Regions from separate parts of the Homo sapiens genome. Here region 1 is linked to region 2. A link is an interaction called in ENCODE POLR2A ChIA-PET data of the cell type or tissue named here. Cell type or tissue: OCI-LY7. All regions are shown on one strand. Each heading gives the region's core, and the rest is flanking DNA. Links, peaks and the distances in the headings are about the cores only.

Region 1 (15,204 bases), core at 1-8,000, 84 kb after region 2:
ACAAGGTCAGGAGATCGAGACCATCCTGGGCAACATGGTGAAACCCCTTCCCTACTAAAAATACAAAAATTAGCTGGGCTTGGTGGCGCACACCTGTAGTCCAGCTACTCAGGAGGATGAGGCAGGAGAATCGCTTGAACCCAGGAGGCAGAGGTTGCAGTGAGCCAAGATGGTGCCACTACACTCCAGCCTGGCAACAGAGCAAGACTGTGTCTCAAAAAATAAATAAATAAGTAACGGCTGGGCATGGTGGCTCACGCCTGTAATCCCAGCACTTTGGGAGGCCAAGGTGGGCGGATCACGAGGTCAAGAGATCGAGACCAGCCTGGCCAACGTGTGAATCCCTGTCTCTACTAAAAATACAAAAATTAGCTGGGCATAGTGGTGCGCACCAGTAGTCTCAGCTACTCAGGAGGATGAGGCAGGATAATCGCTTGAACCCGGGAGGCGAAGGCTGCAGTGAGCCGAGATGGGCCACTGCATTACAGCCTGGCGACAGAGCAAGATTCCATCTCAAAAACAAAAAAAAGGACTAACTGGATTGTTTGTCCTGCAAAGGATAAATTGTTGAGGGGATGGATAACCCATGGATACCATAATGCAATTATTATGAATTGCATGCCTTTATTAAAGTATCTCATGTACCCTATAAGTACCTACTAAGTACTCACAAAAATGAAAAAAGTAGGCCGGGTGCGGTGGCTCACGCCTGTAATCCCAGCACTTTGCGAGGGCAAGGCAGGTGAATCACCTGAGGTCAGGAGTTTGAGACCAGCCTGACCAACACAGTGAAACCCCGTCTCTACTAAAAATACAAAAAATTAGCTGGGCGTGGTGGTGGCACGCCTGTAATCCCAACTACTTGGGAGGCTGAGGCAGGAGAATCGCTTGAATCCAGGAGGTGGAGGTTGCACTGAGCCAAGATCACGCCACTGCACTCCAGCCTGGGTGACAGAGTGAGACTCTGTCTCAAAAAAAAAAAAAAAAAGATTATTTAAACCTTTAAAACTTGCTAGTAATGAGGCTATAATACCATATGCAAATATTTTAATATATAGCTATCATATTTTTCTTGCAATGTTCTTTATACATACTTGACAGCAGTCCAGCCCACCACAACCATTCCTTAAGATATGCATGGCCACCTTGACCTGTGAATGAAGAAATATTTCACATCTTTGGAAGACTGTAAGACTCTTGTATAAATTATAACTATTAGTAATGACAGATTTTTAAATATCTCAGTTACTCCTTTAAATAAAGGTTTCTGCATGACTCGGGATTTCTCTGACAATTTCTTAATGATTATCTTGCCAAGGTGAATGAATCCTTTACAAGCATACCCGTCATGAACAGTGAGAGCACCTCTTAGGACCAAGCATCAGGGACTAGGGGAACAAGCAGTAGATGCTGACAGTTTCTCCTCTGTCCACTGAACCCCATAGAGGCTATCATTTCATGTTTTTCTGACTGCTGAATTAGGTTTAGCCACAGAGATGGCACAGGGAAGACAGAAGGGTGGTACTGTTTCCTGCCAAGGCAGCTCTCCTCATAAGGTCCAATCAGGTCTAAAAATGAAGCCAGGATAGAATGATGGAATGTGACCATAACGCCACTTAACACCGGGAGCTACCACGAGTGTCCCTGATAGAGGAGTCAGGGCAGGGCCAATCATCCTGATTACCCCGCAGGGTCTTGTGACTTGTCAGTGATTTCTAGAGAAACAACCTACACCAGCCGAAGTTCACTAAACTGGATACTCTTCAAGCTGGGGAAGCCCAGTCTTTCCTTCCTGCCAAAATGTCGAAGTTCAAAGTCAGAACGTCTACTATCATGGACAAAAGATCCCAGCCTTTAATAAATTCTGATTTTAACCATGGCTTTTTTTTTTTTTTAGACGGAGTCTCACTCTGTCACCCAGGCTGGAGTGCAGTGGTGCCATTTTGGCTCACTGCAGAGGTTTCTGCCTCCCGGGTTCAAGCGATTCTGCTGCCTCATCCTCCTGAGTAGCTGGGACTATAGGCCAGGCCACCATGCCCGGCTAATTTTTGTATTTTCAGTAGAGATGGGGTTTCACCATGTTTGCCAGGCTGGTCTCGAACTCCTGACCTCAGGTGATCCACCCGCCTCAGCCTCCCAAAGTGCTGGGATTACAGGCATGAGCCACCACGCCCAGCCTAACCATGGACTCTTATTTCCTTCCCTGCAGACATATCAAAATTTAAAGAAAAGGTTGGATATTACTTGGGCATTGGTCCCTGTTTCCATTTTGATGATAACTGCAGGACTGAGTAGTTAACTAATTATGACATCTTCTCACTTCTTTTCTCAATATAAATAACCAAACATCAACTTTGTAAACATTTAGAACTCTTGAACAATTCAAAGTTTCAAATACACTCACGAGGAATGAAGATGTGGTCTTGTACAAAGAACCTGTGCATGTAGGTAGACACTGAGGTCACTTCAAAGTCACATAAGGCATAACCTACCTGCTCTCATAGAGCCTTTCCTGGCAAGTCGAAGGAGGCCCTTTTTTTTCAAAATGAAACTTCCTCCAATGAAAATGCTGGAGCTCATAGCCAATCCCAGACCAATATAGAAGTCATATTTTCCACGCCCCTGGCTCATTTCGTTTGTTACTTAAGGAGTTCCTGTGAATCACATTGATCACAGAACAGAGAAACCGCTGGTACTAGAGGCAGAATGAAGCAGTCTTCAAACCTAAACAATAAAAAATGAAATGTGGTTTTCACAGAATGCTCATGACAGCTCACATGCAATTCAAAATTTTACTCCATTTCTCTTCCCCTAAAGAAAAAATAGCTCCTTCATTACTAATATTGATAATATTTATTATTTAAATTTAGCACCAACCTGTATATTTCTTCAAATTATGGCAAAAGATAGGATCATGCTATAAAACCAAGTTTAAACTGATTTCATAAACTCTGATCCCATATTTTAAAAAAAAATGTTTCTAGCCTTAATAAAACTTTCTGATAAGAAAAAAAAATTCTGCAGAAAAAATTAGGCATAATATACAAATCTAGTTTGGAAATACATTTATCAGGTTCTCAAATGTGTCCTTTTGAATAATCTATACAAAGAAACTCAAAATTTTCTCACCCATACATTTTCTTCTTAGCAATAGGTGCACATAAGCATATGCTAATTTATTTATTTAGCCTATTCAGGGATGTGCTGAGAGAAGGCAGATTTCACATTATTTATCAGAGGGTAACAATTCTTGCAGAGAGGTGTCTGCTGGGGCGTGCAGTATGGTACCGGTGGCCTTTGGAGAACATGAGGACCATGGTATCTGGAGGGCTCAATCCTCGAGGCCAGACAGGAAGCAGAGGCTTACCAAGACTGCAATTGTTTTTCCAAATGGCCAACTCATAAACTCAGTTGACAGATGAACTAAAGCACAGTGTGGATAGCAGAGAAAAAATAGTTTTTAGCAACAAGGTTTATGATTGGTTCTAACTGCCAGATCAGCTTTCTAGCACATCTTGGGATTTTTAGTCCCACAATTTAACTTCGGAGTTCCAAAACTAATCTGCAATTCAGTCAGGACCCTAACTAGCCATGTTTTTCCGTTCTTCAAGTTATGAGACACTGGCTTTTAACCAAAGCAACTTAAACTCCCTGTCCACCTAGCCCCTCAATTACTTTATCCATCCATTCAAACAGTATTTACTGGATATTATGTGCTAAGCGTTTATTATGCTAAGCTCTCTAGCTTCACAAGGAAGACAGACAAGAGATAGTTAAATAAGGAGTGATAACATTACTGCAGGGAGACTGCAATAATGGTAAACACGACATTATCACACTGAGTTGATATTACTCCCAAGAAATGAAAAAGTCCAATGTTTTTGATTTGCCCATTAAGGTGCATTATCGTTCCTGTATGATTCAATGAGAAGACTATTCTCCCTCACCCCTGATTTGCCGCTTGGCCATCAAGCTTGCTTTGGCCAATGGGAGGGAGGTGTAAGGAACAGAGTGCCAGTTCTGAGTCTACACCTAGAGGCCTCTCTTACTTCTGCTTGCCCCTTCGCACCCTGCCATAGCCACAGGAAGTGCATGTCCTGATCACAACAGAGTGAAGGGTACAGAACAAAATCGTCCCAGTGACTCACAGAACTGTGAGCATGATCTAAGTGCTCATTCCTCTATGCCACTGAGATAGCTAACTCACACACACAAACAGGCTTACTGCAAGTATGAAGTTTCCACCCTGATTTTTGAAAAACCAAAAATTTTCTGTAGAAAATGGGGATTCAGTGATGGGTAAAAGCTGGGTGATGGGTACACAGGGACTCATTGTATTACTATATCTGCTTTTGTGTATTTCTGAACATTTCCATATTAACGTTTTTAAAATACAACCTTTAGTGCTCAAAAGGTACAAGGATGCCAAGGTAGAAACCACCAGCAAGTCCCAAAAGCCAGGTCACCCCACAACCTAAGACAAAATAATACTGAAACACTGGGTCGGGCGCGGTGGCTCACACATGTAATCCCAGCACTTTGGGAGGCTGAGGCTGGTGGATCACAAGGTCAGGAGATCGAGTCATCCTGGCTAACACGGTGAAACCCCATCTCTACTAAAAATACAAAAACAAAATTAGCCGGAAGTGGTGGCAGGCGCCTGTAGTTCCAGCTACTTGGGAGGCTGAGGCGGGAGAATGGCATGAACCTGGGACGGGGAGCTTGCAGTGAGCCGAGATCGCGCCACTGCACTCCAGCCTGGGCGACAGAGCGAGACTCTATCTCAAAAAAAAAAAAAATACTGAAACATTGAAAGAAAACACTCAAGTCAAAAAGGTGCTGAGTTCTTCTAAGTATCAGTCATAATCTCATGGATGAGACTGTCTACCCGAAAGCCTTCCAGAACTGACCTCTCCCTTAACAGATTTGGAAAAGTACCCCTAGTCCCTCTGTGCCATTCATAAGGCAAGATTCCATGAGAAAAGTCTTAGGTGGGGAGTTTGGAGACCCCGTCTTGCTTCCAGCTGGAGGTGTGATCTTGGATGAGTCACCACATTAACAGATATATACATAAAAAGAAAGAAGCTGAACAATCTAAGGTATTACCCACTTTATGTGCCAAATACTGGTCATCTCAAGCCTCAAGTTAACTTCAGCATATCTATGGAATAATTCTAGATAGGTGAGTCTCATTGACAGTAAAAATAAATTACAGAGATGTAAACACATTTAAAGACAAGGTAGGAGAACTTGAAACAAGATGTCAGGGACAATCATCATTTCTACACGCTGTAAGATTGCAACAAAAAGCAGGTGTGCTTACACTGTTCCCACTGCATCCTGCATGGCTTGTTGATCTGTGTTTATCAGCCAGTCTCCTGCATCAGACTGTAAGCTCCTGGGCTCCTGCATGATATTCGCCCTTTTAGCCTATGCACATAGCTATCTGGTAGTCTCAAAATAGGTCTTAATGTGTGTTTTCTGGGTGAATATGGATGAATGGAGTAATTCTTTTTTTTTTTTTTTTTTTTTTTTTTGAGACAAGAGTCTTGCTCTGTCACCCAGGCTAGAGTGCAGTAGCATGATCTCGGCTCACTGCAACCTCTACTGCCCAGGTTCAAGTGATTCTCCTGCCTCAGCCTCTGAGTAGCTGGGACTACAGGCACATGCTGCCATGCCCAGCTAGTTTTTGTATTTTTAGTAGAGATGGAGTTTCACTATGTTGGCCAGGCTGGTCTGGAACTCCTGACCTCGAGTGATCCGCCCATCTCAGCCTTCAAAAAGTGCTAGGATTACAGCCATGAGCCACCACCCCAGCCAAATGGAATAATTCATAATTAGCCCTTAAAAACAGCCAGATACAGTGGTACACACCAGGAGGCTGAGGCAGAAGGATTGCTTGAAACCAGGAGTTCAAGTTTAGCCTGGGCAACATAGTTATGCCTGGTCTCAAACAAACAAACAAAGCAGCCATTAATACACAGAAAACTACTGCATCATTTAGATTGGCATCCTAAAATGTAACCGATGTTTTATAGCTTTTAAACTTGAGAACCATAATCATTTATCCAATATGCTAGCAAGTGGCAGTACTAGATGGAAGTGAAAATGCAAGGAAAATGGTTATACGGACTACGAAAATGGGAGTGAGAAACCGAGCTACCCAAACGCTTCAGCCCTCCTGGCAGGTATATCCTTCTCATGAGTCAGGGTCACCTCACTTCAATGAAAGCATTCCTTAAGATCATCCAACATAAAAATCATCGACCAGGCGTGGTGGCTCACGCCTGTAATCCCAGCACTTTGGGAGGCCGAGGTGGGCGGATCACCTGAGGTCGGGAGTTCGAGACCAGCCTGACCAACATGGAGAAACCCCGTCTCTACTAAAAATACAAAAATTAGCTGGGCGTGGTGGCACATGCCTGTAATCCCAGCTACCTGGGAGGCTGAGGCAGGAGAATTGCCTCAACCAGGGAGGCAGAGGTTGTGGTGAGTTGAGATAGTGCCATTGCATTCCAGCCTGGGCAACAAGATAGAAACTCTGTCTCAAAAAAATAAAAATAAGATAAAATAAAAAAGATCATCTGACATAAAAATCATCGGCCGGGCACGGTGGCTCATGCCTGTAATCCCAACACTTTGGGAGGCCGAGGTGGGCAGATCACGAGGTCAGGATTTCGAGACCATCCTTGCCAACATGGTGAAACCCCATCTCTACTAAAAATACAAAAATTAGCTGGCGCAGTGGCGGGTTCCTGTAATCATAGCTACTTGGGAGGCTGAGGCAGGAGAACTGCTTGAAGCCAGAAGGCGGAGGTTTCAGTAAGCCGAGATCACCCCACTGCATTCCACCCTAGGTGACAGAGCAAGACTCCGTCTCGGAAAAAAAAAAAAAGAATCATCATCCTCCTTTAATCTTTGTCTTCATGAAGCAATGTTCTTAATTATCATGCAAGTTCTACTGCTGTGGAAGTGACTACTTGACAGCTGTATTGCTCACTATATACTTTAAGTTCTATGGTAATGGAACAAATCAAATTTATAGTCTGAATATTCTGTAAGCAATAAAATTGAACCTTCTTACCAATAAAGATGATATCCAGAAAAAAGTCAGGTTTATCTACAGTTCTAATCCCAGTATAACAATAGACTCACAAGGCCGGGCGCGGTGGCTCAGGCCTGTAATCCCAGCACTTTGGGAGGAAGAAGCGGGCAGATCACCTGAGGTCGGGAGTTCGAGACCAGCCTGACCAACATGGAGAAACCCTGTCTCTACTAAAAATACAAAAAAATTAGCAGGGCATGGTGGCACATACCTGTAATCTTAGCTACTCGGGAGGCTGAGGCAGGAGAATCGCTTGAACCCGGGAGGCAGAGGTTGTGGTGAGCCAAGATTACACCATTGCACTCCAGCCTGGGCAACAAGAGCGAAACTCGGTCTCAAACAAACAAAAAAAAAACAACAACAAAAACAAAAAACAACAGACTCACAAATCCAAATTTAAATAATAATAATAATAATTATTATTATTATTATTATTATTTTGGAGACAGGGTCTCATTCTGTCACCCAGGCTGGAGTGCAGTGGCACAATCATGGTTCACTGCAACCTCGACTTCCCAGGCTCAAGTGATCCTCCCACCTCAGCCTCTCAAGTAGCTGGGACCATAAGTGTGCAACACTACACCACCTGGCTAATTTTGGTATTTTTTGTCGATACAGAGTTTCACCATGTTGTCCAGGCTGGTCCCAAACTCCTGAGCTCAAGCGATCTGCCTGCCTCGGCCTCCCAAAGTGGTAGATTACAAGTGTCACCCACTGCATCCTGCCCAGATTTTACTTGTATCATGAACCTTTCAAATAACTGATTTGTAACTACTTAATTTACTAATATTTACTAACACTTAATGTTAACTTTCACTAAATGCAAGTTACATACATGTGGTGTAAGGTCTAACATTAAGAGCCAGTATTACATGTTGCCTTGACATCTGGTAAAAACCAGGAGCTTTTAATGGCCTCAGGGCAAGCTTCCCTCCCCAAGATGCCAAACAATTCTCATCACAGTGACCAGGCACAGGTACAGTTGCTGCTTATGCCTGAGGAGTAGGCCCCACTGCCCTGCCAGCCCAAGGAATTCTGAAAGCAATTATTAGTCTTTCTGCAGGAACCACAGCCACTCTCGTTACCACAAAGCCTTGCCTCCCGCAGCCCCTGGTTCTCCGTTCTATCCTAAGCGAAAGACTAAGAAACTTCCGTCCATCTCGTCTGTCCAGTGTCAGTACTGTGGGATGGAAATCCCTCTCTCACTGACAAGGTGAAGAGGTGATTAAAACAATACATATAATGGAATTTTACTCATTTAATCCTAAGGCCAATGAACATTATTCCTAACCTTACTAAGGCTATCATATGAGATTTTCTCCATATTTATTTTACATAAAGTTTCATGATGCTATTTAAAATCTATTTTCCCCTTTCCCTTTTATTTTAATTTATGTGTTATGGGAAATTTCAAACACAAAAAGCAGAGAGAAGGCCTTTTCTGACCAGCTGGGTCCATCATGTGCATATGGCTTTCGAGAGTCCCCCTGGCCAGGCACCCCTCTCCTGCCCACTTCATTTCCTAACACAGAAACCTGACACCCTCAGACAGGCCCTCCCCTCCTCCTCCTCCTGCAACCCAAAGCCTGCTCTCCACTCAAGGCCAGGGTACACCTTAAGCTGTGCTACAAAGACTTCTGCAATTAACTCCAGCCCACAGGCATTTTCTCTTCTTTACTATTTAATTCTCAACTACTGTTCTATCTTCAAGGTAAACTCTTTAAGTTCCTTAAAAACAATTACTTAGGTTTTCTGTGGTGGTTTCCCCACAAAAGGCACTCATTTACGGTAGCAAATTTGATTTACAAATCTTTCTAGAATGAGGCATATCACCAAATAAGGTGATCTGGTTGTTTCTTCATGCATGGAACTGTACCAGGGTGTATGTGTGGAGGGCTGGGGGATGACAAGCAGCATACAATTTGCAAGCCTTCAAATTATAAAGCAGCCTTCTGCCACCAAGAAAATAAGTGATCTCATTCTGACTTACAGTTTGAAAATAGGACATCAGAGGGAATGTCCTGAAAGGAATGAGTTGCTTCACTATTCTCAGACCTGGTCCCACTCTGCTCCCTCTCTCTGTAACTGAAGGTCTATCACAGCCGGGAGAGCCTGCAACAGAGATATTTTTTCTTCTTAAGAATTAGCCATGAGGCAGGGCCAGTATTAAAGACAGATAAACAGTAAAATTTTCTAAATTTCACTTCAACTAGGTTCCCAAGCTCCATGTGGTTCACCTGCCCAGTTTACTTAGGGGGACTCGGGAGTAATCCGAACTGTGACCATTGCTCAACAAACACTGAGCAGCTATTATCTGCCAGGCACTGAAGTTGTAAAGATGATCAAAGGGCCTATCCTCAAGGACTCCACGACTAAGAGAATTAAAAATTCCAAAAATAACCTACTGACGTTTTAAACACTTTTAAAGAGTCTTATGATTTTCTGCTTATTCTGTGTGTGGGAGGGGAAGGGCTTTTTTGTTGTTGTTGTTGTTGTTGTGGTTTTTGACAGTGTCTCACTCTGTTTCCCAGGCTGGAGTGCAGTGGCGCGATCATCGCTCACTGCTGTCTCAAATGCCTGGGTTGCAGTGATCTCTGACCTCAGCTGCTCAAATCAACAGGACCACAGGCGTATACCACGACACCTAGCTAATTTTTTTGTTCTGCTTGTTCTCTCTACATTTTAACAAACTCTTTTTTTTTTTGAGTCACAGTCTTGCACTGTCGCCCGGGCTGGAGTGCGATGGCGCCATCTCGGCTCACTGCAACCTCCGTCTCCCGGGTTCAAGCAAGTCTCCTGCCTCAGCCTCCCGCATAGCTGGGATTACAGACGTGTACTGCCACACCCGGCTAATTTTTTGTAGTAGAGACGGGGTTTCACTATGTTGGCCAGGCTGGTCTCGAACTCCTGACTTTGTGATCCGCCCACCTTGGCCTCCCAAAGTGCTGGGATTACAGGAGTGAACCACCACTCCCGGCCAACAAGTTCAATTTTCACAATTGATTTTACTAATATTTGTAATGTGAACTTTCATTAAACATAAAGCATGTCAAAAATGGAATAAATACATCTCAAATAAAAGAAAATTATGAAATTAGTCCACTTTCTTAAAAAATGTGGAAAACACATGATTTAAGAAACAGGCAAAAATGGACTAGTATTCTAATAAGGAAAACCTAAACTAGGACCTGCTTTGCAAAATGATTATCAGTAGGCAACACAATCACCAAAGTTAGCAAACTTTAAAAATTACACCAACTGGGCCGAGCACGGCGGCTCACATCTGTAACCCCAGCACCTTGGGAGGCCGAGGTGGGAGATCACCTGAGGCCAGGAGTTCGAGACCAGCCTGGCCAACATGGTGAAACCCCATCTCTACAAAACATACCTGGCCAACCTGGTGAAACCCCATCTCTACAAAAACATAAAAATTATTTTTTTGTATTTGCCATGAGGGCGGGTGCCTGTAATCCCAGCTACTGGTGAGGCTAAGGAAGGAGAATCTATTGAACCTGGGAGGTGGAGGTTGCAGTGAGCCAAGATTGCACCACTGCACTCCAGCCTGGGCCACAGGGCGAGACTCCGTCTCAAAAAAAAAAAGGAAAAAATTGAAAAAATTACACCAAATGAAGTGCATAGACAGCCTTAAACTTTTCACAGCACTTTTGACATTTCAACAAAGCCTTAATTAAAAAGATATGTGGTAAGGGCCCACAATGAGGAACCAGGTCCAGAGATTTTTTTTTTTTTTTTAGATGGAGTCTCGCTCTGTCCCCCAGGCTGGAGTGCAGTGGCGCTATCTCGGCTCACTGCAAGCTCTGCCTCCCGGGTTCACGCCATTCTCCTGTCTCAGCCTCCTGAGTAGCTGGGACTACAGGCACCCACCACCATGCATGGCTAATTTTTTTGTATTTTTAGTAGAGACGGGGGTTTCACCATGTTAGCCAGGATGGTCTCGATCTCCTGACCTCGTGATCCAACAGCCTTGGCCTCCTAAAGTGCTGGGATTACAGGCGTGAGCCACCGCACCTGGCCCAAGTCCAGAGATGTTAAGTAACACGTCACACAGCTGAGGTAGCAGAAGCAGAACTATAATCCAGGCCTCCTCATCTCTGCCAATCTCAGCCTTCTGCTGAAGAATTTGGAATCACGACCCCTGTTTGTAGCAAGAAGACCAAATTGTGTAAACTAGTAACAAAGACCCTGCATCATTTGTTCCAAACCTACCTTTTAGATCTCTCTTTTTTTTTTTTTTGAGACAGAGTCTCACTCTGTTGCCCAGGCTGGAGTGCAGTGACGCAATCTCTGCTCACTGCAAGCTCCGCCTCCTGGGTTCATGCCATTCTCCTGCCTCTGCCTCCCGAGTAGCTGGGACTACAGGCGCCCACCACTACACTAGGCAAATTTTTTGCATTTTTTAATTTTTTTGGATGCAGAGTCTCGCTCTATCCCCCAGGCTGGAGTGCGCTGGCGCAATCTTGGCTCACTGCAACCTCTGCCTCCCAGGTTCAAGTGATTCTCCTGCCTCAGCCTCCTGAGTATCTGGGATTACAGGTGCCTGCAACCACGCCCAGCTAATTTTTGTATTTTTAGTAGAGATGGGGTTTCGCCATGTTGGTCAGGCTGGTCTTGAACTCCTGACCTCGGGTGATCCTTCTGCCTCGGCCTCCCAAAGTGCTGGGATTACAGGCGTGAGTTACCGTGCCCGGCCAATATTTTGGGTTTTTTTTTTAGTAGAGATGGGGTTTCACCATGTTAGCCAGGATGGTCTCGATCTCCTGACCTTGTGATCCACCCACCTCAGCCTCCCAAAGTGCTGGGATTACAGGCGTAAGCCACCGCGCCCAGCCTAGATCTTATTTCCCCATACCATATTTCACACATCCTGTGTTCTACCCCGGTCAGCACTCTGCTGCTATTCTAACCTGCTCCTACCTTTCCTCCTCCATATTTGGTTGACACTAACTACCCCTCTGTTACGGTTACTTTGGTACTTAACTAGTATTGCCTTCACTGTGGCTCCCAGTGAACATGTGGCTTGCTTATATCATTTACTCAACCAACCAACGTTTACTGAGCATGTACAATATTCTAGGAGCAGGGGTACAACAGCCCACATGGGGTTATCTCCTGCTAGAGGTAGGGCGAAATAATAAACGAAATAAAGACATTATTCTGGAAAAGTGGCAAATGTTATGGTAAAAAATAAAACATGTGAAGGGCACTGGGGAGTTGAGTTGGGGGATTCTAATGACCATAGTTAGGAGGCCTTGCTGAGCAGTAACACTTGAGTAGAAGCTTCAAAGAGCTTTTTGAAAAGAACAAAGGAGAGAGAAGCAAGTGCAGGGGCTCTGAGGTATGAGCGGGTGTGCAGTTTCCTAAACAAAGGCCACTGTGGCTGACCTTGAGTGAGGGCAGGTGAGATACATTAGCGTGAAAAAGCGAGTGTCCGGCCGGGCGCGGTGGCTCACGCCTATAATCCCAGCACTTTGGGAGGTCGAGGCGGGTGGATCATGAGGTCAGGAGTTCGAGACCAGCCTGACCAACATGGTGAAACCCCGACTCTACTAAAAATACAAAAATCAGCCAGGCATGGTGGCGGGCGCCTGTAATCCCAGCTACTCGGGAGGCTGAGGCAGGAGAATCGCTAGAAACTGGAGGGCGGAGGTTGCAGTGAGCCGAGATCGCACAGCTGCACTCTAGCCTGGGCAACAAGAGCAAAACTGCATCTCAGAAGAAAAAAAAAGGTGAGTGTCAGATCACGTGGGGCCCTATGGGCCATACACAAACCCAAAAGGCAAGGAACAGATCTGCAACCCATTTATTTGGCCAGATCATAATTTATTTTCATCTGGAGCCATTACAGAACTATTTAAGTAGTTCTGTTTCAACTTCATTTACATAAAACAAATAGATATGCAGAAATGTTTAAGGATGCTCTAATCTAGTCTGAGGGGTGTATTTAATTCTACAACACAGATAAATCTTTGCAAATTGTGTATATTTGAGATTTATGTTATGGGAAACATACAGATACTAACACAGTTACCACAGTAGAGCAAATCAACATATCTATCATCTCATGTAGTTACTTTTTTATGACAAAAGCAGCTAAAATCTACTCATTGAAGGAAAATCTCTAATACAATTTCATTAGCTGTAGTTCTCAAGTTGTACATCCTGAATATCTGCTACTTTGTATCCTGTGACCTAAATCTCCCATTTCCTCTCCCACCCCCACCCCACCTTTTATTCTCTGCAGAAGTCTTATCTTTCTGTTCAATATCACAATGTATAGCAATCAAATAAATCAGTTTAAATGAAGCTTACACCATCTATAAAAAAATGTAATATTCAAAGTCATGTGTTTTAAATATGAGTAAACCATATTTACCTATTAAAAACATTCTGAAAATATGTGAAATTCTTTTTATTATCTCTCCCTAACAATAGCTACCACTTACTGAACACCTCCCCAGGCACTATTCCATGCATCATTTCTACTCATTTCTCTTCTACGCAATAAGATGAAGGTATCACTTTACAGCTAAGGAAACCTCCCAGGGGTAAAAAAGAGTCACATGCAGAGGACCACACAGAAAGGGACTTTACTTCTACACCCGGCTGCCCACATTACATTAACACTTTAGAGCTCTTAGGTCGGGCGCGGTGGCTCACGCCTGTAATCCCAGCACTTTGGGGGGTCGAGGCGGGCGGATCACCTGAGGTCAGGAGTTAAGAGACCAGCCTGGCCAACAAGGTGAAACCCCCGTCTCTACTAAAAATACAAAAATTAGCTGGGCGTGGTCGCCGGCGCCTGTAACCCCAGCTACTCCGGAGGCTGAGGCAGGAGAACCGCTTGAACCCAGGAGGCGGAGGTTGCAGTGAGCAGAGATCGTGCCACTGCACTCCAGCCCGAGTGACAGAGCAAGATTCCATCTCAAAAAAAAAAAAACAAAAAAAAAAACTATATATAGAGCTCTTAGTTTTCTACGAAATCTTTACTACCTGGTTTCCACTGCTATCTAAGTTAGCTTAGGCCCGGCTCGGTGGCTCACACCTGTAATCCCCGCACTTTGGAGGCCAAGGTGGTTGGATCGCTTAAGTCCAGAATTAGGAGACCAGCCGGTGTAACATGGTGAAACCCCGGTTCTAAAAAAAATACAAAAATTAGCCAGGCATGGTGCCGCACGTCTGTGGTCCCAGCTGCTGGGGAGGCTGAGGTGGGAGGAGCACTTGAGCCCGGGAGGCGGAAGTTGCAGTGAGCCCAGATTGCACCGTCTAGCCTGGGGACAGAGCAAGACCTTGGCTCAGAAAAATTAAATACATGTTAGATTTAATTTTTTCCAACCTCTCACTTGGCTAATAATTTTTCAAAGCAGTACTGTACTTATAAATATTACAGAACCTAAATCTCCAACCCTAACTATGCAACAATATTAGTTATAAATTACAATTTTAACTTACATGTAAGTTTAATATGGTCTCTCTTATGAAAAAAAGGCTGGGAGAGGTTAGAGATGACTTATTCACTCTCATTTCCTCGTAAATACCACCCTTTATTCTCATTTAAAGTCTTAAACCCTGGCCGAGTAGCTCCAGCCTAGAAAGAAGAAAACACAGAAGTAGGCAAAAGACTTAAAGTTACTAAGTACGTTTTATAATTTGGTTACTAGCCTTCATACTCATTTTGCCAACCAATCAACATAAAACCTACTCAATCGAGCACAACTACTGCTTCGACAGGCAGCTTACTGGAATGGAAACTCTCGACTCTGATATTTCCTCTTACTAAAAAAAGTATTAACCGGGCACATGGCTATACACAGGATTTCTAGAAACAGAACTTAACATGCAGTCCTGTATTAAATGAACTAACAACCTAGAAAAGAAATTAAGGAGGCACAAACACCAAACTAAACACACAGTTTTGAGCAATTGTATAGAGAGGGAAATAGGATTCCGTGATTTTATAAAAGGAAATTAAAACAGTCAGGCTCAAAACGTCACAGCAGACTTCTAAGGCTTGTTTAACTGTCAGTTATGATCCCCGCAGCAGCTGAAGCCACCTTCTAAAACTCACCAAGACAAATGAAATT
Region 2 (15,859 bases), core at 3,370-11,369:
CCTTGACCCTTTCCTTAGTCTCCCCACCCGCCACCTCAGCAGCTACTCAAATCAATAAAGCAAACATGGCCAGGTGCGATGGCTCACACCTGTAATCCCAGCACCTTGAGAGGCTGAGGCAGAAGGATCACTTGAGCCCAGGAATTTGAGACCAGTCTGGGTAACATAGCAAGACCCCATCTCTAAAAAAACAAGAGCAAAAAAAACTAGCTGGGTGTGGTGGCATGCACCTGTGGTCCCAGCTACTTGGGACGCTGAGGTTGGAGAATCACTTGAGCCCAGGAGGTAGAGGCTGCAGTGAGCTGTGATTGTACCACTGTATTCCAGCCTGGGTGACAGAGTGAGACCCTGTGTCTATTTAAAAAAAAAGGAAACATGGTTTTTTCTTTTTGAGACAGAGTCTCACTGGCCCAGGCTGGAGTGCGGTGGCACGATCTTGGCTCACTGCAACCTCTGCGTCTCCTGGATTCAAGCAATTCTCCTGTCTCAGCCTCCCGAGTAGTTGGGATTACAGGTGTGAGCCACCACACCGGGCTAATTTTTATATTTTTAGTAGAGATGGGGTTTCACCATGTTGGCCAGGCTGGTGTTGAACGCCTGACTCAAGTGATTTGCCTGCCTCCTTCTCCCAAAATGCTGGGATTACTGGCATGAGCCACCATGCCCCGCCCTGGAAACATGTTTAAAAAGGCAAGGAATGTTACTGTATCAGTTAATATTACGTTTAACTGTATGCAATTATTTAAAGCCCAGATAAATAACAGTGGCTTTAAAAAGATTGCAGTTTATTTCTCTGTCTCCTGAAAAGTCCTGAATTGGGTGGTCTGCAGCTGATCGAGGCTCTACGGGACCCAGGGCTCCTGTGGTCCTGCGGCTCCGCTTCAGGTGTTGCCTCCTGGTCCTAAATGGTTGCTTAAGCTCCAGCTGTCATTTCTCCATTCCAGTCAGCAGGCAGAAAGTGGGGAAAGATGGGCTCCATGCTTCCTCATGAGTAAACTTTGAGTGCTTGTCAGTATCTTGCATTATATCTCATGGCCTAGTCCTTGGTCACTTGGCCACAGCTAGCTGCAGGGTGGGCGAGGCACACGGAATGTGTGGGGCTCCCTGGAATGTGTGTTCCACAGAAATGCAGGGCTCGTTCCTAAGGAGGAAGGGGAGGAAGTGAATGTTGGTGTAGGTTATCAGCCTTTGCCTTGGTAACTCTTAAAACTAAACCCCCAAGGTTCTGGGTTGCACAGACCTATCCTTATGTGGGCCGTTTCCACTGAACTTTCTTGCGGGACAGTCCTAGATGATCAGAATCCTCACACCCCCACCTTCACCCTGCCCTGCCAGACCTCGCAGGCTTAGCATGGCCTTGCAGTATTGTATTGTTGGGCCTCACGTACGGGTGTAGCTACAAATTGGTGGCAGGCCAGGGCTCTGTCTCAGGACCTTGGACACCAGTGGTCCCTGAGGTGGCCTGGGGAGGTGTGGTCCAGAGGGTTCCCAGCAGAGAACCTCAGCAGTGCTGGCCGGCTTCATGGCAGGGCTTGTGGGAGTCACGGAGATGGCAGTGGCCCTTCTCAGACTCGGGGTCCAGGAGCCCTGTGCCCCCTAGATGAGGTGGGCGTCCACCAGTATAGGGCAGAGACCAGTGTGCAGGGACCCTGCAGGGAGCCGTCAGCTGTGACCAGCCGGGTGGAGAGCTGTCCCAGCCTGTGCAAGACACGTCTAAGTTGGCAGAAGACTGACCTGGAGTGCAGGGCCAGAGACGCCTGAAAAGGCTGAAATCATAGGTGGCTTCTGAGATTGACCCACATTTCTGCAGATGACTGTAGGGGAAAGGGATCCCACTCGAACCAGGCTTTTTTTTTTTTTTTTTTTTTTTTAAATGTGGCACGTTGGTGCATTTTGGGATGAATTCTTTTTGTTTTCAAAGGGCCGCTCAGTTTTTACGTAAAATGGCAGATCCACAGTCCATCCAGGAATCGCAGAATCTGTCCATGTTCCTGGCCAATCATAACAAGATCACACAGGTAAGGCTGGTGTTTGCACACTCAGGTTGATGGGCCAAGCAGCCGGCCGGGCGCCGGGCCCATGCATGAGTCTCTTGCTCTGTGTTTCAGTCTCTGCAGCAGCAGCTCGAAGTGATTTCTGGCTACGAAGAGCTCCTGGCAGATATTGTGAATCTGTGTGTGGATTACTACGAGAACAGGATGTATTTGACGCCCAGTGAGAAACACATGCTTCTCAAAGTACGTGTGTGGGGACGCTAGCCCGTGGCACTGCCGAGGGACAGCCTTACTCTTGTCAATAGGCTGTGCTTTATCTAGAATCCTTTTGACAGCTGTGTCTTATTTGCATGCTGTCATGTGTGAACAGCGTCCTGCCCTTGCACACAGCCTGCACAACAGGCTCTCAACACACCCCATGAGTGTGTCACACACTGACCCTGGGAGAAGGTGCTGGCCAGGAGGTCCGGGTCAAGGATTCTCAGCTTTTTTTTTTTTTTTTTTTTTTTTTAAGCTGCTTTTCGTTTTATTCTCAAGGCAGGGTGTTGCTCTTGCCCAGGCTGGAGTGCAGTGGCACAATCACAGCCCAATATAGCCTCAACCTCCTGGGCTCAAGTGATCCTCCCACCTCAGCCTCCTAAGTAGCTGGGACTACAGGTGCACGCCACCATGCCTCGCTAATTTTTAAATTTTTTGTAGAGAGAGAATCTTGCCATGTTGTACAGGCTGTTCTCAAACTCCTGGGCTCAAGGGACCCTCCTGCCTCAGCCTCCCAAAGCTCTGTGAATACAAGCTTGAGCCACTGCCCTTTTTATTTTTTTTTTATTTTTGAGACAGGGCTTTGCTCTTTCACCCAGGCTCCAGTGCAATGGTGCGGACACAGCTCACTATAGCCTTGACCTCCTTGGCTCAAGTGATCTTTCTGCCTCAGGCTCCTGAGTAACTGGGACCACAGGCACTTGCACCAATGCCCAGCTAAGTTTTTGAATTTTTGTAGATATGAGATCTCACTTTGTTGCCCTGGCTGACCTTGAACTCCTGGGCTCAAGCAATCTTCTTGCCTTGTCCCCCGCAAAGTGCTAGGATTACAGGCATAAGCCACCATGCCCCGCCAGCTTTGTGACAGAAGTTATCCAAGATTCTACTTGTCAAGCATGTGATTCCTAGGACTTTGATACCTTGTGTCACATAATTAAAGTAGCCTTTTGTTGGTTCACCATATTCTTTATTATTCTGTTCAAATTAGGAAGCTTTCCATCTGTGTTTCTCATGGGAAAGATGGGCGGCAGTTCGGCTGTTCCCTTTGCTCTCTTCTCCACCTCTGCAGGGTGGCCTTGGGGGACCCTTTGCTGGGTGTCCCACCAGCCCAGCCCCCAGACTCCTCCTGAGCAGGGGAGCACTGTCCACGGAGTGCTTTGTGACAGCAGAAACGTTGTGTCTGCACCGGCTGGTGTGGGAGCCCTGGCCATGAGCCCCTGCGGAGCACTGGAGCATGCAGGTGGCTAGTCCACGTTAAGAATTTTTAGTTTGTGACTGGGCACGGTGGCTCATGCCTGTAATCCCAGCACTTTGGGAGTTGAGGTGGGTGGATCACTTGAGGTCAGGAGTTTTACACCAGCCTGACCAACATGGTGAAACCCCATCTCTACTAAAAATACAAAAAAAATTAGCCAGGCGTGGTGGTCATGGGCGCCTGTAATCCCAGCTACTTGGGAGGCTGAGGCAGGAGAATCGCTTGAACCTGGGAGGCAGAGGTTGCAGTGAGCTGAGATGGCACCACTGCACTCCAGCCCGGGTGACAGAGCCAGACTCCATCTCAAAAAAAAAAAACAAAAAAAGAATTTTTAGTTTGCATACACCGAAACTTAACTGGTTACATGTGGCTGCATATTGGACATTACTTTTAATGGCAAAAAAAACGCAATTACTTTTGCACCAGCTTAGTAGCTCTAGAATATCCCTACCGCTTGGGTTAGGCTAGGGGAGAGGATTTGTTTTTTCCGCTTTTAGCGACTGACCTGGAAGCCCAGCCCCGCTTTGTATCCCAGTTTCACTGAGGATAAAATGATGCATTTCAAGCACCAGACAAGCAGCCTAAAGATAGATCTTTGTGATCTATTTCAAATTGTGCCTTCAAAGTCATCAGCTGTAACAGTGTAAGTCCTTATGGGTAGTGAAATTCTCAGTTCTGAGCTTTGTCGCATCATTCATTTTGTGGCTTTTCAGGTCATGGGATTTGGTCTGTACCTGATGGATGGGAGTGTCAGTAACATCTATAAGTTGGATGCCAAGAAAAGAATAAACTTATCCAAAATCGACAAGTACTTCAAGGTGAGTTACATGTTTTTAGATCAATGTTTTTATTGATTTGTGTGCACTTTGAATTTTGGGGAAGTGAGCCCCTGTGTGACTGTGATCTATATCAGGAAACGCTGGGGCTGGGTGGAGTCTGGGGCATGCACGTTCTCCCGTCTGCAGAGGTGACCGCGCTTTCTCTTTCCTTTTGCCCTGTGCTGGTTTTGCCTGGGTGGAGCTTTATACAGATGGAATTGTGCTATTTGTACTCTTCTGCGTCCAGCTGCTGTCACCAGCCTCTTGTTTGTGAGGTGCATCCTGGAGGAAGCCCGTAGCTACAGCTTGTAGCTTTCGGTTGTGGTGTAGTTTTCTATCTGATGACTACACCGTAACTTATCCGTTCCAATGTTGGCGGGCTCTCGGATGTTCCCAAGTTTTGGCGCGTCCAAACAGTGCAGCTCTGGTCGACTGTCCTCTGTTGGGTGCATACCCAGGAGAGGGACCGGGGGTCACAGGCCTGATCTGTTTTCAGTGTCAGTAGTTACCTGCAGCCTGATGACGCTCCAGCACAGCTGTCCTGATCTCCGTTCCCATCAGCAGTGAGAGAATGCGCCGCTGGTGCCACATCAGTACTTAGCACTGCCTTTTTGGGGTGGGGGGATATCCTGAGGATGCGTACAGCATTGAGATTGTATTGGCTAGTGTTTCATTGTATTGGCTAGTGTTTCGTTCATGTTTCCCTAATGGCTTTCCATGTTATTAGCGTGTTCCCTTCGTGATGTGCCACTTCAAGTGTTTTGCTCTTTTTTCCCTATTGATTTACAGTTCTTTATATATTCTGGATACATGTCCTTTGTTGGACACAAGTGAGTTTTTTTGTTTGTTTGTTTTGTTTTGTTTTTGAGACAGGCCCTCGCTCTGTCATCCAGGCTGGAGTGTAGCAGGCCTTGGTGATTTCTCCCACCCCAGCCTCTCAAGTAGCTGGGACTACAGGTGCTTACCATCATGCTTGGCTAGTTTTTAAACTTTTAGTAGCAACGAGATCTCCCTATGTTGCCCAGGCTGGTCTCGAACTCCTGGCCTCAAGCAGTCCTCCAGCCCTGGCCTCTCAAAGTGCCAAGATTACAGGCCTGAGCCACTGCACCTGGCCTTACATTTTAATATACATGTATTCTCCCCTAAGAGGCCTACCCTTTCACTTTTTCCCAGCTTTATCAAGGTGTAATTGACAAGTAAAAATTGTATGTTTATGGTATATGATGTGATGTTTTGATACACATACACATTGTGAAATGATGAATTCAAGCTAATTTAACATGTCCATTACCTAACACACCATTTTTTTTATTTTGTGATGAGAACACTTAAGATCTACTCTTTTAGCATATTTTAAGCATTCAATGCATTGTTATTAACCATAGCTACTGTGCCATAGATGAGGTCTTCAGAACTTAACTATGCTGCGGAATTGAAACTTTATACGCTTTGACCAGTATATTCCCTTCCTCCTCCTGCCTCCAGTAGCCTTTTCGCGTTCTCGATGGTGTCATTTGCTGAACAGAAGTTTGTCATTTTCATGTAGTCTCATATATGAATCTTTTCATTAATGTCCACCTAAATAAATCTTTGCAGCCATCCAGCTCATGAGACGTTTCTGCTGTGTTAGCTTCTAGAAGCATTCTGTCTCCTTTTTCACCTAGATCTAATCCCCCTGGAACTGACTTCTGCGCGTGGTAGGAGGTAGGGGTTTCGTGTCCTTGGATCTTTCCCAGTATGGCTTCCCAGTTGGGCCTGCCCATTTATTGCAAAGCCCATTGTTCTGCAGTGCTGCTAAGGTCATGAATCTGTCTGTGGCTCTGTCCAGGTTCTCTGTCCTGTCCACAAGCCTCCATCCCTGCTCCAGGGCCACACTGCCTTAATTGTTGGAGCTTTCTAACAAGACTCCTAATCTGGAAGGGTGTGTCTTCCAGTTTTGTCCTTCAGGATAGTCTCAGATATCATCCCTTCACCTTTGGAGATGCACGTTAGAATTGATTTCCTGATTTATACACACTATCCCCCCAAAACCATTTTTTTTCTTCTGGAATATTGACTGGGATTGATTATAGATCTATTTTGAGAGAATGGACATTTAAAAAATTTGAAGCCTTCCTAGGCACAAACATGATCATTTCTCCATTTACTGAGAACTTTTTCTAGAATTTTCGGGGTAGTACTTTTGTTTAGAGGTCTTGCACATTTTTTGTTAGATTTACTGATGCATTTTTTTTTGGATGCTGTTGCAAAGTATTTCTCTTTAAGTTTTTGTATTCTGATTGTTGCTAGTATATAGAAATGCAGTTGGCTGGGCACGGTGGCTTATGCCTGTAATCCCAGCACTTTGGGAGGCCGAGGCGGGTGGATCACGAGGTCAGGAGATCGAGACCATCCTGGCTAACACGGTGAAAACCCGTCTCTACTAAAAATACAAAAAAATTAGCTGGGCATGGTGGCAGTTGCCTGTAGTCCCAGCTCCTCGGGAGGCTGAGGCAGGAGAATCTCTTGAACCCTGGAGGTAGAGGTTGCAGTGACCCAAGATCACGCCACTGCACTGCAGCGCAGCCTAGTAACAGAGTGAGACTGTCTCAAAAAAAAAAAAAAAAAAAAAAAAAAAAGGGCTGGGTGCGGTGGTTCACGCCTGTAATCCCAGCACTTTGGGAGGCTGAGGTGGGTAGATCACGAGGTCAGGAGATTGAGACCATCCTGGCTAACACAGTGAATCCCATCTCTACTAAAAATACAAAAAATTAGCTGGGTGTGGTGGCGGGCGCCTGTAGTCCCAGCTACTCGGGAGCCTGAGGCAGGAGAATGATGTGAACCTGGGAGGTGGAGCTTGCAGTGAGCCGAGATCACGCCACTGCACTCCAGCCTGGGCGACAGAGCGAGACTCTGTCTCAAAAAAAAAAAAAAAAAAAAAAAAAAAGAAAGAAATGCAGTGATTTTTTTTTTTTTATGACTGTGGATCTAGCAACATGGTAGGTTAATTTTAACATTTGAATAGTTTTTATAGATGTTGGTTTTTAAATTGTATTTTGTTCCTCTCAAAGCGAATGTAGAAGTTACTTATAGTTTTTTTTTTGTAATGAATCATTTGCAGAGGTAGCATTCAAGCCGAAGTAATTATTAGCATTAGTCAGTTTCCTTGTGCTTATGTATTTGGTGACTAAATATACATAATGACTCTATTTTTTTGTTCTTTGAATACAGCAACTCCAGGTGGTTCCGCTATTTGGGGACATGCAAATAGAACTGGCAAGATATATCAAGACCAGCGCCCACTACGAGGAAAATAAATCTCGGTAGGAGGAGAGGAAAGCTGCCTGGTTTGAGCTTTCGGCAGTGTCCTCATTGTGCGGTTTTCAAACATCCTGCTTATTTGTCTAGAGATAACACTGTTAACATTCTCAGCCTGGAATTAAATGTCCAGTATTGCAGCCTTTGCCACATGCGGCTATTTACATTTAAGTTTATTGAAAAATACAATTGAGGCCGGGCGCGGTGGCTCACGCCTGTAATCCCAGCACTTTGGGAGGCCGAGGCGGGCGGATCACGAGGTCAGGAGATCGAGACCATCCTAGCTAACACGGTGAAACCCCGTCTCTACTAAAAATAGAAAAAATTAGCCGGGCGTGGTGGTGGGCGCCTGTAGTCCCAGCTACTTGGGAGGCTGAGGTAGGAGAATGGCATGAACCTGGGAGGCGGAGCTTGCAGTGAGCAGAGATCGCGCCACTGCACTCCAACCTGGGCGACAGAGCAAGACTCCGTCTCAAAAAAAAAAAAAGAAAGAAAAATACAATTGAAATTTTAATTTCCTTACGACAGCCACGTTTGAAATGTTCAATAGTTAGTGGCTACTGTGTTGGACAGCACAGATACAGAACACTTTCATCATCCTAGGGATTCCTATTGGACAGTGCTGGGTGATAGTCTTTATGTTTAAAAAGGTTGTCTTAAAAAAAAAGAAGAGGGTGGGGCGCGGTGGCTCATGCCTGTAATCCCAGCACTTTGGGAGGCCGAGGTGGATGGATCTCTTGAACTCAGGAGTTTGAGACCAGCCTGGGCAACACAGTGAGACCTTGACTGTATGAAAAAATACAAAAATTAGCCGGGCATGGTGGCACACGCCTGTAGTCCCAGCTACTCAGGAGGCTGAGGTGGGAGGATCACTTGAGTAGTCTAGGAGGTGGAGGTTGCAGTGAACCAAGATTGCACCACTGCAGTCCAGCCTGGGCAAGAGAGCAAGACCCTACCTCAAAGAAAAAAAGAAGAGACTGACAGTGTGTCAGATGTGACATCTGCAGACAATGTGGCCCTAAATCCTAAACTGTGTACCATCTTACTCTGTGAAGAACTATAAAGATCCTCAGCACAGTTCCAGATGCTGGCAGGCACTCCTCCCCACTGCAGACTCTACAGAGCCATCTGAGCCTCAGGGGAGGCTTTCATTGACTTTTGCCAAGCACTGTGCCCGTAGCCAACCTGCAGTCACCATTCAGCCATGATTTTGACAAACGAAGTTGCATCTCAGTCTCAGGGGTCAAGAAACCTTTTCAGTAAAGGACACATAACAAGTATTTTAGGCTTTACAGGCCACAGGTGGTCTCCTTCGGATATGCTTCTGTGTTGTTTTTTTAAACAACCCTTTAAAAACATAAAAGCCATTTGTGTGGCTCTGGTGCCAAACAGGCGTCCTGAGCTGCCCCAGTGCTGTGGCCTGCCGGCGCCTCCGCAGGTAACGCGGGTGCTTTCTCTCTGCACAGATGGACGTGCACATCCTCCGGCAGCAGCCCTCAGTACAACATCTGCGAGCAGATGATCCAGATCCGCGAGGACCACATGCGCTTCATTTCGGAGCTGGCGCGCTACAGCAACAGCGAGGTGCGCCCCGCGACCTGGAGCTGCACAGGCACCCGAGGGTCGCCTGTGTGTGTTTGCACCCAAATCTTAGGTTTAATTGCTTTGAAAAACAGTTTACTACCAGATACGATCATATGTCACATAATGACAGGGACAGGTTCTGACAAATGTGTCATTAGGCAGTTTCATCATTGTGGGAACGTCATCGTGTCCTCATGCTAGCCTGGATGGTACAGCCTGTGGCACAGCTAGGCTGCAGGGTACAGCGGATGGCTCCTAGGCCACACACCTATGGAGCACGTTGCTGTGCTGAAGACTCTGGATAGTTGTAACACAATGGTATGTATTTGTGTATCTAAACATATCTAAACATAGAAAAGGTACAGTGAAAAGATGGTATTATAATCTTATGGGACCACCGTTGTATATGCTGTCATTGACCAAATGTGGTGCATGACTGTACTTCAAAAGCACCCATTATAATTGACAAGGCAGTGAAACTAGTGTTCTCTCTGTTCAGCTGTACAAAAAGCTTTTTTTTTTTTTTTTTTTTTTTTCAGAAAAACATTATAGGGATCCCAAGAGAAAGGACAGAGATGAGATAATTAATTGATTAAGTGGCATTTCCTAGTCTAGTACTGTGATTCCAAGCAACTCGAAAGATGGTTGGAGAGAAGGGAGGACACTGGGAAAGGAAAGGGTGATTCTGACCTGGGGCCCCTGTAAGCCTAGAAGGGAAGAAGTCCTGAGGCCAGAGGTGAGCAGGAGCCTCTGGGTGGCTGTCAGAAGACGTCCCAGGGGCATTGGGTCCATGTGTCCAGGAGGTGGGCCTGGAGTTGGGTGCAGAGAACAGGTGCTTTCTCTTTAGTTCCTTCCAGCTTTGCAGCTGGGTTTGCCATGTTGTCATTTTGGCCACTCCCATTCTCCTCACTCACCCAGGTTGACTCCGAGCCAGCACTGCTGGCATGTCTGTGCTGCAAATTGCTGGCAGGGACTGCGGGTTTTAGGGCATATACGCAGGCTGCTTTGCTGAACTGGTTAGTCCCTCAAGGGTCTCAGGAGGACCATTAACCTTAGCGGGGACAACTCTGTGGATGTTGGCCCCACCCACTGCAGGACGATGAGCACCCTGTCCCCCACCCCCCATGGTTACCAGTCATCATCATGTAACCAAACTGACTGACAACCCAGTAGTCCAGGTATGTTGGGGCACCTGCTGCTTCTAACACAGACCCCTGGCAAGCGTTTGGGCATGTCAGACAAGGAGGCTGTCCTGGGTGAGTCAGTGAGTGAGTGGCGAGCGAGTGGGAGGCCTAGGACAGTACTGTGCACTGCTGTGGCCTTTATGAACACTGTGTGCTTAGGCTGTGCTAAATTTTTTAAAAGGCTTTTTCTTTCTTTAATAACGAATTAGCCTTAGCTTACTGTAACTTTTTTACTTTATAAACTTTTTACTTTTAAAAAGAGCTTTTTGGCTTTTGTAACAACACTTTGCTTAAAACACAAACACACTCTATACCTGTGCAAAAATATTTTTTCTTTATCTCCTTATTCTGTAAATTATTTTTCTACCAAAAAGTTTTTGTTTTTTTCCTTTTGAGCTTTTTCGTTAAAAATGAAGACCCAAACACACACATTAGCCTAGGCCTACACGGGGTCAGGATCATCAGGACATCACTAGGCAGTAGGAATTTTTCCACTACGTTAAGATTTTATGGGAGCACCATCATGTGTGTGGTCTTGTTGACTGGAGCATCCTTAGGTGGCATCTGACTGTAATTGTTTCTCTGGCATTGTCTAAGGTAACAAATCAGTTTTTTTCGGAGTACAGTTTTTTTTTTTTTTTTTTTTTTTGGGTGAGACGGAGTCTTGCTGTGTCGCCCAGGCTGGAGTGCAGTGGTGCAATCTCGGCTCACTGCAAGCCAAGGTTCACACCATTCTCCTTCCTCAGCCTCCCGAGTAGCTGGGACTACAGGCACCCACCACTACGCCCGGCTAATTTTTGTGTGTGTGTTTTTTTGTGTTTTTTTTTGTGTGTGTTTTTTGTGTGTTTTTTTAGTAGAGACACTGTTCTAGCCAGGATGGTCTCAATCTCCTGACCTGGTGATCCACCCGTCTCGGCCTCCCAAAGTGCTGGGATTACAGGCATGAGCCACCGCACCCGGCCTCTGAGTACAATTTTAAAGTGATTCGACTTTAGGTTTGTTGATTTTCTTTTTTCTGAAAGCTGAACATCCTGGTGAATGACGCCAGCATAATTTGATTTATGTCATTATGTCATAATCTAGTCTTTTTTTTGTTTGTTTTTGAGGTGGAGTCTTGCTCTGTTGCCCAGGCTGGAGTGCAGTGGCGCGATCTCGGCTCACTGCAAGCTCCGCCTCCCAGGTTCACGCCATTCTCCTGCCTCAGCCTTCTGAGTAGCTGGGACTACAGGCGCCCGCCACCACGCCCGGCTAATTTTTTTGTATTTTTAGTAGAGATGGGGTTTCACTGTGTTAGCCAGGATGGTCTTGATCTCCTGACCTCGTGATCCGCCCGTCTCGGCCTCCCAAAGTGCTGGGATTACAGGCGTGAGCCACCGTGCCTGGCCTTTTTTTTTTTTTTTTTTTTTTGAGACAGAGTCTCTCTCTGTTGCCCAGGCTGGAGTGCAATGGTGTGATCTTGGCTCATTGCAACTTCCACCTCCCGGATTCAAGCAATTCTCCTGCCTCAGCCTCCCAAGTAGCTGGGACTACAGGCGCACGCCACCATGCTTAGCTAATTTTTGTATTTTTAGTAGAGACGGGGTTTCACCATGTTGGCCAGGATGATCTCCATCTCTTGACCTTGTGATTCGCCCACCTCAGCCTCCCAGAGTTTTGGGATTACAGGCATGAGCCATTGCACCCGGTCATAATCTAGTCTTAAAAGAGCAATGCCAGCACTACTAATTACAGTGACTAGAAATTGTTTTATGATTTGTTTTGCAGGTGATTTTGCCCTTGAGCTTCTTACTCAGGGTACTTTTTTTTTTTTTTTTGAGATGGAGTTTCGCTCTTGTTGCCCAGGCTGGATGGCGTGTGATGGCGGGATCTTGGCTCACTGCAATCTTCGCCTCCTGGGTTCTAGCAATTCTCCTGCCTCAGCTTCCCGAGTAGCTGAGATTACAGGCATGCAGCACCACGCCCAGCTACTTTTTTATATTTTTGGTAGAGATGGGGTTTCACTATGTTGGCCAGGCTGATCTCGAACTCCTGACCTCAGGCAATCCACCTGCCCCGGCCTCCCAAAGTGCTGGGATTACAGCATGAGCCATCGCACCGGGCCCCTCACTCAGAGGATTTTAAGTCACACCGTGGTGTTTAGAGCTGCTCAGGGTCCTCTCAGTGGTCATGCTGTGAGCTCCATGCAGGTTCCCGCCATTGTTTCATTTTGCTTTTGACTTCTAGGCATTGCATTTCCGATCTCATTTAATTCTGTGTCCTAAATATATAAAATATTTGTGTGGTTCTAATATCACATCTATAAAAAGGTATATTCAAAGAAGCCTGCCTTCTCCACGGTGCCCCTTCCTCCCCATAGGTCACATGTTTAAATTTAGGGGGTGGTTATTTGATAGAAGCAAACCCACGTGACTTGTGTGTTGCCCTTCCCCGGCCTAGTGGAAGTGCGCCAAGCCCACGCGTGTAACAGCCCCGCGCCCAGCCCGCGGTCCCCCAGGCGGTGGCTGTGGCAGCGGCCTGTCCCTTGCTCTGTGCTCTGCAGCACGCCCTTGGCCGCCATTTTCCCGGGAGGAGGGTCCAGCACCCACAGCATTTCTTATTTTCTTTTTATTTATTTATTTATTTATTTATTTATTTATTTATTTATTTATTATTTTTTGAGACGGAGTCTCGCTCTGTCGCCCAGGCTGGAGTGCAGTGGCGCAGTGTCGGCTCACTGCAAGCTCCGCCTCCCGGGCTCACGCCATTCTCCTGCCTCAGCCTCTGAAGTAGCTGGGACTACAGGTGCCCGCCACCATGCCCAGCTAATTTTTTTGTATTTTTCAGTAGAGACGGGGTTTCACCGTTTTAGGATGGTCTGGATCTCCCGACCTTGTGATCCGCCCGCCTTGGCCTCCTGCATTTCTTATTTTCACACGTGTGACTTTGGGGTGGATTCTCATGGTGGATCCCGGGATGGGGGGAGCTGGGTGGGGGCGCTGGTTTCTCACGGGGCCGTGCCCGCCTTGTGCAGGTGGTCACGGGCTCGGGCCGCCAGGAGGCCCAGAAGACGGACGCGGAGTACCGCAAGCTCTTCGACCTGGCGCTGCAGGGCCTGCAGCTGTTGTCGCAGTGGAGCGCGCACGTGATGGAAGTGGTAGGCCCCGTCCCCGACCCCAGCCCCGCTCCAAAGCTGCCTCGGGCACTTTATTCACATTAACTTTTGGTCTTTGGGCTTTTTATCTTTGGCCCTAGAAAGACGAGAATATCTATCAGTAGATATGTTTCCAAGGTGATTTTAAGTACATCTCATTTATGTGTGTAATAAATGAAGGGCCTCCTTTTTAAAAAAAATCTTGATAGAATTAAATTTGTACCATTGTGATTTTCTTTAAGTCGTTCTTTTTTTGAGATAGTCTCACCCTGTCGCTTAGGCTGGAGTGCGGTGGTGCAAACATAAGTCCCTACAGCCTTGACTCCCCACCCCAAGCGATCCTTCTGCCTCAGCCTCCCAAGTTGCTGGGACCACAGGTGTGCACCACGGCTCCCGGCTAATTTTTTTTTTTTTTTTTTTTTTTTGAGACGGAGTTTCGCTCTTGTTGCCCAGGCTGGAGTGCAATGGCGTGATCTCGGCTCACTGCAACCTCTGCCTCCTGGGTTCAAGCGATTCTCCTGCCTCAGCCTCCTGAGTTAGCTGGGATTACAGGCGCCCACCACCACTTCTGGCTAATTTTTTTGTGTTTTTAGTAGAGATGGTATTTCACCATGTTGGCCACACTGGTCTTGAACTCCTGACCTCAGGTGAACTACCCGCCTCAGTCTCCCAAAGTGCTAGGATTACAGGCTTGAGCCACCGCACCTGGCCTAGTTTTTTGTTTTTTGGTTTTTTTTGTACAGACAGTCTCGCCGTGTGGGCCAGGCTGGTCTCAAACTCCTGGCCTCAAGCCATCTGCCTGCCTGGGCCTTCCAAAGTGCTGGGATTACAGGCGTGAGCCACTGTACCTGGCCAAGTCTCATTTTTTCATTTAAATTTTATTTTGCTTTAAATATTTACTTGTATTGATGCATAATAGGGGTACATAGTTTCAGGATACATGTGATAATTTAATACAGTCATACAGTTTGCAAAGATCTAATTGGTGTGCTTGGGATGTCCATCGCCATAAATATTTGTCCTTATGCCAGAAAAATTCGAGTTCTTCCCTATCTATTCTGAAATGTACCATAAATTATTTTAATTAATAGTCACCCTAACTGATCTATCTAACACTGTCTTATTTCTAATATCAGACTGTACATTTGTACCCATTAATGTCGCTTCACGCCCTGCATTTTTAAGATAACATTTTCTCTTTGGAGCTCCAGCCATCAATGTCTTTTGTTGAACATTAGTAAATTATTTCTGGTGCCATATAAAGATTTGGATACCTGTAAGCAATGAAAGATTTTCCCTTTTGTGATTTATTTTGATCACATAAAAATTATCAAATTGGAAGAGTACATGGTCATTTGAAAGGCAAAATCTTTATTTACTTACTTATTATTTTATTTTTTGTAGAGATGAGGCCTCACTATATTGCTCAGGCTGATCTTGAACTCTTGGGCTCAAGTGATCCTCCTGCCTCAACCTCCCAAGTGCTGGGGTCATAGGCATGAGCCACTGTGCCTGGCCCAGAATCCTTTTTAAAATGATGATGAAATGCCAGAGTCTTAGATACTCAGCACTCACTATCCAGGCCATTTTGCCGGGTAGATTTTTTAAACGAGAGGTTACAGGGCCAGGGTCTTTTGCCCATCTGTGGAGATGGACGGTGTGTGCGCCCTCATGTGTGACTTTCAGAATGCAGCAAAGGTTTGAAGGCTGGCCTGGCTTTGGCCACCATCGTGTGAGTCAGACCAGAAGCCAGGCGTTTTGCATGCAATATGGAACACCTCTGCTCTTTCGGCCACCACAGTATTCCTGGAAGCTTGTGCACCCCACCGACAAGTACTCCAACAAGGACTGCCCCGACAGCGCTGAAGAGTACGAGCGTGCCACGCGCTACAACTACACCAGCGAGGAGAAGTTTGCCCTAGTGGAGGTGAGGATGCTCGGCCGCTCGCTCTTCCTCATGTCGCTCTAGCTTCACACCATCTTCTCTGTCAAAAGCAAAAACATGAACAAAACTGCCTGTTTACTCATTGCTTCTGTGTGGGCACCCCTTTCCATCTGGCAGAGTAGTCAGAGTAGAACGCATTAGAGAAACAGTGGTTGTCGGTCCTGGGTCTGCACTGAAGCTCCCTGGGTGCGAATCTGGACTCCTGGACCTGCGTCTGGATGGAGAGCAGTGTCGGGTGCGGGGAAGGGAGGTGAAAGAGATGTGGCCCCTGCTGAGAGAGAAGAGCTGTCTTGCTCTCCTGTGAGGCAGGCGCTGCACTCCCCTCGTGAGCCTTTCCATGGGCAGCTCTTCATTCCAGCATCAACTGGTATCTTTTCTTTCATAGCTGTGCTTT

Evidence for each region. Peaks named below come from ENCODE experiments on the same cell type or tissue, not always from the same donor. Only the 100,000 strongest peaks of a DNase experiment are listed, where the experiment ranks them.
Region 1: POLR2A ChIA-PET joins it to region 2 with 12 read pairs; 4 of 35 experiments call an interaction of 5 or more read pairs at or near these places.

Annotation. Positions count from the first base shown.
Region 1 is chr15:22,839,159-22,854,362 of GRCh38, reverse strand. NIPA2 (NIPA magnesium transporter 2) reads right to left here. Exons shown (of 8, transcript NM_030922.7): 2 at 14,573-14,708; 3 at 9,096-9,217; 4 at 2,493-2,724; 5 at 1,095-1,151. The coding sequence starts at 2,631. Among named protein-coding and RNA genes, the nearest start is that of NIPA2, 8.1 kb to the right of the region's middle. RefSeq lists enhancers at 8,928-9,037, 9,592-9,701. In OCI-LY7, for the core only: no CTCF peak of the experiment used is centred there; no DNase peak of the experiment used is centred there.
Region 2 is chr15:22,925,570-22,941,428 of GRCh38, reverse strand. CYFIP1 (cytoplasmic FMR1 interacting protein 1) reads left to right here. Exons shown (of 31, transcript NM_014608.6): 7 at 1,922-2,018; 8 at 2,109-2,237; 9 at 4,221-4,325; 10 at 7,536-7,627; 11 at 9,089-9,206; 12 at 13,401-13,523; 13 at 15,322-15,447. Among named protein-coding and RNA genes, the nearest start is that of CYFIP1, 47 kb to the left of the region's middle. In OCI-LY7, for the core only: no CTCF peak of the experiment used is centred there; DNase peaks (open chromatin) are centred at 4,448, 7,578 and 10,048; H3K4me3 peaks cover 1,598 bases; H3K27ac peaks cover 4,346 bases.